Linked DNA regions of Homo sapiens: regions 2, 3 and 4 are each linked to region 1. Evidence: chromatin loops called from intact Hi-C (ENCODE). Cell type or tissue: ascending aorta. All regions are shown on one strand.

Region 1 (2,500 bases):
AAGGACCACTCTGATTTTTAAAACCCTCCAGACAAGCTGCCTTCCTTCTGTGGATCACACACCACCCAGGTTAGCAGCAGTGCCACCAGAAACACTGTTGCACTCAAGTTTTCTCGCAGGTGACTCATCTGCATGCTCCTTGGCGGAGAATCGCGGGTTACTGTACTGTCTTTGTGTAAGAGTTCTTCATATTCTCGAAGATGTTTGTTACATCTTGTTTCTACTGTCTTTCCTCCAGGTTACACATTGTGCGTCTTTCACCCTTTCTGTGCAAGTTGTTCTTTCTGACCCTAATCACCTTATGTTGTTGGATCTTACTCCAAGTTCATCTACTTTGGTCGTGGATTCGGAACTGAGCCTAGAGTCCATGAAGGACTCTAGCAAGAATGAGCACAATTAGAGGTCTCCTGGCACCCTGTTGTTGTCTCCTTTTTTTCTTTCTAACAAAAGCCCATGGTCAGTCTCTCCAGTTCATGACTCTTTTTCAACCCCAGCCTCCCTTTCTCCGTTTGTGTACATGCCCTATTTTTCTTTTCCTGGTAGACAACCCTGCACTTTTCCTTCTCTGAGCAGCAACAGTGAAAGGGAAGGGAGGTGGAGGGAGAGTAAGCCACATGGGCAACCTGCAACCTGGGTCTCCAGCCTCTTGCAGTCTTGGTCCTCACCGTGGCATAGTATAGTACCAGTAGAGGCACTGCAGGGACAGATGAACTCCATAGCAAGGCATTGCAAGAGGCCTTTGGAGAAATTCCTTTGCAATTTGAGCAAAGCCCACTCCTTGGCTTAGCAAATCTTTTTACTTTTTGGTCTGCTAGAATTTACTGCATGCGTAGTTATCCAGAAGGTACGTCTCTGTCCCATTCGGCTTTATTAGACGCCATCTGGAAAGGGGCTGGGAGTGGTCAGCCTCAGGGAGGGGAGCCAACTGACCGTGAAAGGAGGGAGATGAGAGCGAAGTAAGCATAGTGCTCGCTCCCCAAGGATTGAAACTGCCTGCCCCGAGCTGAAGACTTACAAAGACGTAGTCCAGATTCCCAGAGAAAATGAGGCTTTATACCCATAACAAGTTGTAATTTGAGTCACCGGGGAAGTTAAGAAAGTGAAAACATGAGCAAATGCCAGTGTGATGGAATCAGAGTCTCCATGCTGGAAGAGACTTCAGAGGGATCTGCTTGAGCTCCCTGGCTTTATAGACAGGAAGACCGGCCCCCTCAGATGCACACAGCCAGGTACTGCACGGCCGGGCCAGAGGCTTTTCTGATGCCTGCCTCCCTCTCCCGGCAACGGAACCTCATCACCTAGTTCTGATAGGAAAAAAAAAAAATGAGGTGATCAGAAAACAACTTCCTCAACTTTCTCAGTCTCCACCAGCAACTAAAATTGTTCCTGTATCCCCCTCACCTTATCCACTTAGCACCCCTACACCCAAGGGCAGCTAGGACCCGCTGCTGTCTCTCCATGACCTCCCTCCCTCTGTAGCCTTAGGTAGGCCCCTGGCAGCTTTTGCCTGGAAATTTGCAACAGTCTCTTGACGGGTCCCCCTGCCTCCCTCCATTCTTAGTTCACCTGTCACTCTGTGGCTGCCTCACCCATCTAAGAAGCAAACCTGGTAAAATTGCTTCTGTTTAAAAGTCTTGAAATCCTGCAATGGCCTCAGTGGCCCCTAGGATAACTATAAACTCCTTAACATGGGCTACAAATAGGTGGTTTTCACCCCTGGGTGTATATTAGAATCACCTGGGATCTTTTTAAAATTACCCGTGCCTGGGTCTCACCCGTAGTGACTCCATAGAGTGGGCCTGGGTGGGGCCAGTGGTGTCCTACAGCTGGAACCAGCCCCAGCGACTCAGGAGAGGCCATCGCTTCCAGGAATCTTATGAGTGGGTTGTTAAATGACCATTATTAAAAATTATACAAACTTGTAAGTAAGTACATTATGTTAAAAACAAAGGTAATACATACTCAAAAGTCAGGTTTGCCTGATGCCTTTACTACCTTTCGAGGTAATTTCTATTGATTGTATCTGCTGGGTGGAAATACTATATAATGGTGTGCTACTACACATCTCCTCCCAACTCTGCAGTCAGTGACATCCCATTGGTAGCTTGAAATTGACCATGGCATGAGTATTTACATCATAGAAATTGGCAAATGCTACAAATCAGCCCCTGCCCCCCAACAAGTCATTAAACACTGATATCACTGGCTGCGGCTCAGGTATTTACATGATTTTTTTAAAGCTCCTCCGGTTGATTCTGATGAGCAGCAGAGTTGAGAAGCACCAGCCAGGATCTGACTCTTTCTGCCTCTTGAGCAAGCCTCATCTCTTAGAAAAACTCTCCTCTTCCCCCCAACTTTCTTCAGTCCTGCCACACACAACCAACTGCAGTGGCCCAAACACGAGTGCCATGTTATTTCTCATTCTGTGTTTTTACTCCTAGACACACTGATTCTTCTGCCTGGAATGCCTGTCACTTCCTTGTCTGCCTGGCAAGCACCT
Region 2 (2,500 bases), 100 kb before region 1:
CATGGACCCCTTACTCTATATCCACACTCAGCCTGCAGGGACAGGGCATTATTGCCACGAGCCAGTCTGTCCTGTATACTCACTGGATTAGGGATTCCACTTTCAGAATTTTATCACCTTAGCACCCAGCACAGTGCCCGGTACACAGCAGGTACCCAATACGTGTCTATTACACTGAAATGTTTATTGGCACATGGTCTAAAGACAGTGCCAGGGAATCCTGTGAAAATGCAGTGCTGATTCGGGAGATCCAGGATGGGGATCCAAGATGATGCATTTGGAACAAGCTCCCAGAGGATGCTGCCGTCTGGTCCGAATCCTGGGCCCCACTTTCAATAGAAAGGGCCTAGGACATGCAGAGTAAAGTCCTTCCTCCTGAGTTAGCAGCAGCTACTTGTGCTTCATTCATGCAGGCATGAAGCTGCTTGCAAGGATGTTAGCAGATATTAGATATGGCTGGTGGGGAGGAGTAAGGAGGGCCTTGGCTATGCCTTTTTCCAAGATCCGGGAGCTGGATGCTCAGAGATCTCATCCCTGGCTTCCTTGTCCACTGAAAACAAAACAGCAGTATACCCGGGTGAGGAGAGAGACCAGCCAAGCACGTCTTTCAACAACTCTTAACTTGCTTGGCTCCAGCCACGAAACAGGAACCCGCCATCCCCCTAGCTCGTCCCTGGCCCTCAGGAAGTGCTGAGGCTCTGCCGGGCTGCATGAGTGAGGGGCCGATGTCTTTCAGATGTTGGGGCTTCAGCGGGGGAGTGGGGTAAGCTGGGGAGAGGGAGCATTTTTTTGTGAATATTTTACCCACGGAAAAAGCTGAATTCTCTAGAACAGACCTCTAGATTTTTTTTTTTTTTTTTGGTAGTGGGAAGTGAGTTACTGGAATTTCTTCTGAATTCGAAGCCAAACAAAGTTTCTTGCGGTTTTAGTTACACAAGCGGCTGCTGCCAAGATGGAATGAATGAGAAGAGCCACTGAAAGGAAGAGACAGTGAGGGGCTGGGGGAGGAGGGTGCAGAACAGGACCCAGGCGCAGCACAGAACAGCCCTCCAGGCGGGCATACTGCCCGCTTCTATGCTGTCAACTCTTTAGGGAGAGAGCTCACTGTTCTGTCTGCCTCCCAGGATCAGAATTAAAAAGAAAAAAGGTCTGTGAAAGTGAGGCATACACTGGCAGACACGCACACATGTAAATGATTATCATTGCTTTGTAATTTACCATAATTCCGGCCTGTGCACTCTATGGGGTCCTGCTTTGTTCAGTTTCCTGACTGAGTGGCAGTTGGACGAGACACTTCTGCCCCTAAGCTGCAGGCAGGCGGCTCTCATTTCAGCCTTGTTCCAGTGTGAGTCTGCAGGGAAGGGATGCCCGCTGCTCCAAGGGGAAGCAAGGATAATTAACTTCTACCAGTGATCCCCAAACTTCATTTTCCTTAGAGCCTGAAGCCTCCTCCTTGTTACCTTCCTGGTAGCCACAGAATGGGCCAGGGCCATGTGTCTCCTTTCATTTCTCCAGCCTGCCCTCTGGTGGGCGATGCCCTTCAGTGAGCGGGGCCTGGGGTAGGGCCGTTCTGCAGATCCTGGGTTGGCTTCCAGTGGTGCCTGGCATCTCTCCTGCTCTCTGGGAGGAGGGACGGGCCGCTAAGTGCTGACGGCAGCCTGTCACTCACACCTTGCTCCCTCTGTAGAAACACTCTGTTTCTCTCCATTCCATCCCTGCGTGTTACCTAGCAGGAATTTCCTCTTCCTTGGGTCAAGCGGGTGGGAAGGGCTCATGATTGCTGACTGAACTCAACCCTTTACACTGGGCATTCAATGTCATCACATTGATAACTTGAAATGGGCAGTAGTGGGAACATTTACACCACAAAAACTGGCATATGCTACACCCAGAGCTTTCCTTCCCCCTCTCCTAAAAGCCAGTTGCTAAAACATTTAACAACATACCACTGGCTGGAACCACTTGTGAAGGTGACGTAGGGCTGCAGGGAGAGCCCAGGTAGTGGAGGAAATGGCAGCCTTCCTTCCTTGCCCATAGCCTGTGCCGGCTACAACTCAGGAGCTTTTGGAACTTAGGAGCTCTGTTCTTAAACTCTCCTTAAACACCTCCTCATCCCAGACGGGTTGACTTTCAATGAGAGGACTCTGCTGTGCCGCAGAGCTGGAATCACTCAAAGCAGAGTGATGGACGAGACTTACTTTCGACGTTCCTAGGCTCCCTTCCACCGTTCCCTGGTCTCCAAACCCCATGTTCTTATCTGACGGTATTTCTACTCTTTTTCTCAACCTGTTGCTAACGTGCTCATTCGAGAGAGGCTGGTGCGCACCTACCCAGCGGCTTTTTGGGCGGCAGTGGAAGGGAGTGTTTTATTAGGAATTTACGTTATATGTGCAAGGAATACCACATGGATGGTAAAGTTCAGCCGTTTTCCACTGAAGATAGGGATTCTTCAAACTGCACAGCTTTTCAGGCCATTTCGTTTAGGCGAGCCCTCATGTTA
Region 3 (2,500 bases), 83 kb before region 1:
CCCAGAAGTCAGCTCCGTATCTGTGGGTCTTAAAAACCTTCTGATCCTGTAAAATGACATTTACAAGAATGATTAGACCTTAAATTCTGTGATCAGGCAAGGTCTTAATTTGGGGCCAGCAGTTTAGCACAGAGGCAGGGCAGAATTTCGCACAGAAGGTACCTGATCCGTGATTTGCCCCGGAGGTGAAAATGAGCAAGGTTCTGTTAGTTAAATGAGCATAAGAAATGCAGCAGCCTCATCCGCCCCCCGCCACCCCACCAGAGAGTCACAAAGACGCTCATTGGCATTTTAAAGGCTCAGAGAAGTCCTGCAGAAGAAGTCCTCTTTAGAGCCCTATGTGGCCTGCAAACTGTCTTGACCACAGTACCCTTCTCACATAGTCCCTGTGAATGTTCTGGGCGACCTGTGACCCAGCCTGATCTCCTTTGGAAAAAACTGGAGTGATGAGGTCCTGCCAGACTGAGCCTGAAGGAGCCTTCCATCTGCCTGTTCATTTTCCAAGCCCCAGACTCTGAAAGGAGATTCCCAAGTTCCCCAGCCTGGCCCTGCAGTGGTGGGGAGCCTCAGATCCCAGGTCTGGTTTAATGTTCCTTAGTTGTTAACCAGCTGGAATTAAGGCTGAGAGGAGACTCGTGGGCAGGCTTTGCAATTGAATGAACTATCAGTGTGGTTGCGAGGCTATTTTGAAGACATTTTAGATTGTTTCTGGTTCAGTAATCTTACAAAAAGTATGATCCAACTGATTTATTAGGAAACAATTTGTAAACTTTGGTTCACTTACAAGAAAGAAGTGTTTGGGTTTTTGAAAAAGATACTGCTTTTGAGGCTGGCTGATTTTCGTGACTGACTAGTGTTTATGAACTGAAATCTGGCTGCCTCTGCCACTCAGTGAGCCTCGCACAGTGAATTCCTAGCCTGAGGCCTCATTCTTGCTATTAACCCATTCGCCATTCTCTCCCACTGCTGGGACTTTCGGATGGAGGATGCCTGGCCTGTGTGTTGGCAGGAGCAGAGGCTGACGTCAGGAACATAAGGTCATGCCATAATTGCTGTGCCCCCTGCCACCCCCGCCGCCTCTGCTTGCTAGTGCCAGGCTGCCCAAGTGCTGAGAATGCCAAGGTCACTCTTCCAAAGGAGGCAGGAGGCAGCCGTAGCGTCAGTCCCTTGCCTCGTCCATACTGCCCATCTTCTTCCAAAGGCACCAATTATTGGAAGTTCCTCCCCTTGTGGCTCTGGCCTCTGGGACGCCTGGGGACATTTCCACTTTGCTGGGAGGGGAGTGTCCTCCGGGCCCCTCGGATGCTCCACCAGTGAGCCAGGGCTTGGGATGGGTAGCGTGCCAACAGGGAGTGGCCACTTACCTTTGCTCCTGTATGTGCCCTGTCCTTAGAGGGGTTTAAATACATCAATAGCTTATTCGCCAAAATGTATCCAGAACTATTTTTAGTGCTTTGAACATGTTGACTCTTACATAACATTCATTCAGTATATATAAACTATTCAGTAAATATTCCCTCATGAGAAGAATGGTATTTTGGTCTATTTTGTCTCTCTGCCCTCTGTGTTCTAATTTGGGACCAGGGAGCCTCTCGGCTCCATCCTGGGGTTGGCCGCTCCCAGACCTCACTCCTGCTTTGGCTGGGCTTGCTGCCTTGGCCATGGTGAGGGGCTCTTGCGGCCCCGGGAGGGGGGCCTGGTAAATGCAGAGCCTGCATCACAGCAACAAGTGGGGAGCCCAAGAGCAGGGTGCAGAGCTCCTCCTTCTCCCAGGACGGAGGCGGGAAACCGGCCGTGGGAGCTTCCCTGGTCGGGACCATGTTCCCAGTCCAGAGGGATGTGGTTGCATGCTGGAGCCGCTAGTATGGACTCGTGAATGTGGCTTCCGGTCACAAAAGTGCCTTCCAGGTGGGAAAATGAGTGAGGAAACCTGGATTCATTTGCTGAGGTGCTGTGGCAGAGCACTGCAGACTGGGTGGCTTGCACAAGAGAAACAGGTTTCTTCTCAGGCGGGAGGCTGGAGGCTGGAGATCTGAGATCAAGGTGGTGCAGGGTTGCCTTCTCCCTGGCTTCTCCATGGGTCCTCACATGGTATCCCTCTGTGCGTCCGTGTTCACACTTCCCCTTTCTACAAAGACGCCATTCATGTTGGATAGGATCCGCCCTCATGCCCTCATTTTAACTTAACCTCTTTTAATACCCTACCCCTAGGCCAGTGCAGTGGCTCACACCCGTAACCCCAGCACTTTTGGAGGCTGAGATGGGAGGATCACTTGAGACCAGGAGTTCGCGACCAGCCCGGGTAACACAGGGAGACCCTGTCTGTACAAAAAAAAACAAACAAAATAGTATGCTACCTCTAAATACCATCACACATTCTGAGGTGCTAGGGGTGAGGGCTTTCGCACATGAGCTTTGGTGGGGACACATTCAGCCCATAGCTGAATGTCCATGCTTCTGTCTAACGGGCAAGGCTGCTCTGCAAGGCTGTGCGGAGTGG
Region 4 (2,500 bases), 49 kb before region 1:
GTGACTGTGATCCCCTGTCTTCCCCCTCACTCACCCGGCAGCCTCATCTTGGCTGCTGGCGATTTTAGGCTGGGTTCCACAAGTGGCCCCAGTGATTTATGATCCATAACTCAGTGGTCTCTTCCGCCATGCCTGCAGGCTCCCACCTTCCGGAAGTCACTGGAATTTAAAACACCATGAAAACAAACATCTGTGATTTACGATGTCAAGAGCCATTTCCTTCCTCTTGAGACAATCTCCAGGGTGATTTTCTTTAGGTCATCTGCTCTGTAGAGCATATTAGTTAAAAAAAAAAAACCTTAAACATAATGTAGAAAGATGTGCAGGTATGGAAGACAGAATGGCAGCACCTTTCCACGGGTGGCAGCCATCAGACAGAGCAGGACATGCACAGCGTGGCTCCCTCCTGTCCCTGGAAGGCAGGTCTGCTCTGTTCTCTTCTTTCACATGTGTCTACTCCCAGCCTTTCCAGGTGCAGGACAGGGCAAGCATCAGAAACACTGGGTGAGGGACCGGCCCTCCCTTTGAGTGCTTCCTCCCTGCACATCTGAGTCCCATCTGTAGACCCAGAGTGAGGACATCTGCCCAACCTCCCTGCAGGCTGTTGTGAGGTCAGCAGAGGCCCAGAAGCCATGGTAACTTCTATAGGAGAGACGCAGGATGAAGAAAGTTGTTGTGACTTTTGCCCAGAATTGTCAAGAATACTTCAAGTGGTATAGATGTTTTTCCCAAAAAAAAGTAAGGCTGAAAAAAATCAAGGCTGATCCTAAGGCTGTTCAAGTACAAACAGTTTGCAAGTAATGGAAAAAGCTATAAAATTTTAATATAGGGAGACCTCAAAGCCTTGAAAGGAAATATAAAACAACTCCAAAAAAAAAAAAAAAAAACAAACCCTAAGCATCCTCTTTGTTCCTCAGTGAAAATTTCCTTACTATTTTAAGCCACATTGATTCCCAAGAGAGAAACTGGCAAAGCATGGATGGAGAAGCTTCATTTCCCTACCACTGCTGTGAAAATACCCTATGCTAATTTAAGGATATAGAATTTTCTAATAAAAACAACCAGAGTGCACTAGGCACGATTATTCCAACCTATCTTTCTATTGTATTGGTCCATCTACTTTGCCGATTTCCAAAGGAATTAGAGACGGCTTTATTACATTTAAGATAATATGAAAGAAGACAAGTATAGCCCCTCTTTGATTTTTATGTTACACATTGGGCAGTAGGTTTTTAAAGAGCCGTGTTTGACTCTGTCCTATTTTGGGGCCCAGGTACATGATTCCTATTTTTAGCAACTCTCTGGTATTGTGAATCTGAGATTTCAACCACCAGTGAGTCAGAAGGTCTGGCTGCCCAGAGATATGTGACTCAGACAGGCAGGAATAGTCTGTTCACCATGAGATGAGGGCTTAAAGGGGAGCTTTTGTGCTTAGTGAAACACGCAAATGAAAACAACCGTTTAAATAGGAACCTATTGCCCTTCCGGAAGGCTCTTTGCCTGTCCCCGAAAATTCTCAGCTCACACCCAGGGAAGAGCTGGTGCTGCTAGCTGGGAAATGAGGCCAACCCCCTGGCTACTTCCTCCTCTTTAGGGGCCCTCTAAGGCATCTGGGCGGAGGTTTCTGGGTGGCTTCAGCCTTCAGAATTAACACAACAGCCTCCTGATGGGCAGCAGTGGTGGGAGAAAGGAGCGAGTGGAGTGCCATGTCGGGCAGGGTTGGGACACAGGATGAGATACTACTCTTTTAAGAGTAAGACACCGCAAGAAAAGGTGGCTTCCCCTGGAAAGGTGGGAAGCAACAGATTGGTGTTTTCTTGATTAGAAATGCTATGGAATTCATTCATCCATTCACCATCCATCCATCCATCCAAACAACCAATGCATATGGGAAGCTGGCTACGTCCTCGGTCCTTTGCTAGGTACTAGGGGACTGGTTTCCATCCTCGAGAAGCCCACAGGCTTGTGGGAGGAAGATAAGCAGGTAGAGAGGCAGCCTGGCTGCAATGCCCTTCCAAGACCAAGGTTTTGGGATTCCAAGTTTCTGAGGTGTTCTGCATGGTCAGTAGTCCCTGAGAGGCCCTTCCCCTGTAGAACTGAGTGAGCATTCAGGGTAAACCTGGCTAAACACAGACTAGCCAGGACCATTGTTTCTGGCCGTATGAACACCCTCCTTTTCCTTTCCTCCAGACTTAGACTCCTTTTGGAGCCAAGCACCCCAAGACTGTAGGCCTTCTCTGGGCGTGAGCCTGAGGGTCACAGTGCTCACCAGCCCTCCAGCCTCGCCACAGTGAAGATGCTTATCATGGAGGCTGGGATAGTTGTGTTTTTCGCTGGTGTTTAGATGTTCCAGTGTTCCATGAAAGCTCCTGAATCTCTTCCCTAAATAACAAAGTCCTGTTTGGTATTTGGTGAAATGTTTGGAGTGCCGTGTTCAACCAAGCTGAACTAAGCTGCTGACAAAATACTGTCTCAGCCCTTTAATAATAATAGCTAACAT

The links. A loop is a pair of places that touch in the nucleus more often than their neighbours do. Peaks named below come from ENCODE experiments on the same cell type or tissue, not always from the same donor. Only the 100,000 strongest peaks of a DNase experiment are listed, where the experiment ranks them.
Region 2: a loop joins it to region 1, with 2.1 times the contacts of the local background. A loop is called at or near these places in 5 of 110 quality-filtered maps.
Region 3: a loop joins it to region 1, with 2.2 times the contacts of the local background. A loop is called at or near these places in 7 of 110 quality-filtered maps.
Region 4: a loop joins it to region 1, with 1.8 times the contacts of the local background. A loop is called at or near these places in 8 of 110 quality-filtered maps.

Annotation. Positions count from the first base shown.
Region 1 is chr12:2,384,062-2,386,561 of GRCh38, forward strand. All of the region lies in intron 3 of CACNA1C (calcium voltage-gated channel subunit alpha1 C), which reads left to right. Among named protein-coding and RNA genes, the nearest start is that of CACNA1C-IT3, 120 kb to the left of the region's middle. In ascending aorta, CTCF peaks have their summits at 653 and 1,243 (motif pointing left); DNase peaks (open chromatin) are centred at 120 and 950; H3K4me3 peaks cover 1,055 bases; H3K27ac peaks cover 2,500 bases.
Region 2 is chr12:2,283,451-2,285,950 of GRCh38, forward strand. All of the region lies in intron 3 of CACNA1C (calcium voltage-gated channel subunit alpha1 C), which reads left to right. All of the region lies in intron 1 of CACNA1C-IT3 (CACNA1C intronic transcript 3), which reads left to right. Among named protein-coding and RNA genes, the nearest start is that of CACNA1C-IT3, 15 kb to the left of the region's middle. In ascending aorta, a CTCF peak has its summit at 1,524 (motif pointing left); DNase peaks (open chromatin) are centred at 1,081 and 1,531; H3K4me3 peaks cover 705 bases; H3K27ac peaks cover 2,420 bases.
Region 3 is chr12:2,301,274-2,303,773 of GRCh38, forward strand. The region is part of intron 3 of CACNA1C (calcium voltage-gated channel subunit alpha1 C); the gene reads left to right. Among named protein-coding and RNA genes, the nearest start is that of CACNA1C-IT3, 33 kb to the left of the region's middle. In ascending aorta, no CTCF peak of the experiment used is centred here; DNase peaks (open chromatin) are centred at 418, 958 and 1,678; H3K4me3 peaks cover 1,189 bases; H3K27ac peaks cover 2,500 bases.
Region 4 is chr12:2,335,154-2,337,653 of GRCh38, forward strand. The region is part of intron 3 of CACNA1C (calcium voltage-gated channel subunit alpha1 C); the gene reads left to right. Among named protein-coding and RNA genes, the nearest start is that of CACNA1C-IT3, 67 kb to the left of the region's middle. RefSeq lists an enhancer at 2,309-2,500. In ascending aorta, no CTCF peak of the experiment used is centred here; a DNase peak (open chromatin) is centred at 1,358; H3K4me3 peaks cover 581 bases; H3K27ac peaks cover 2,500 bases.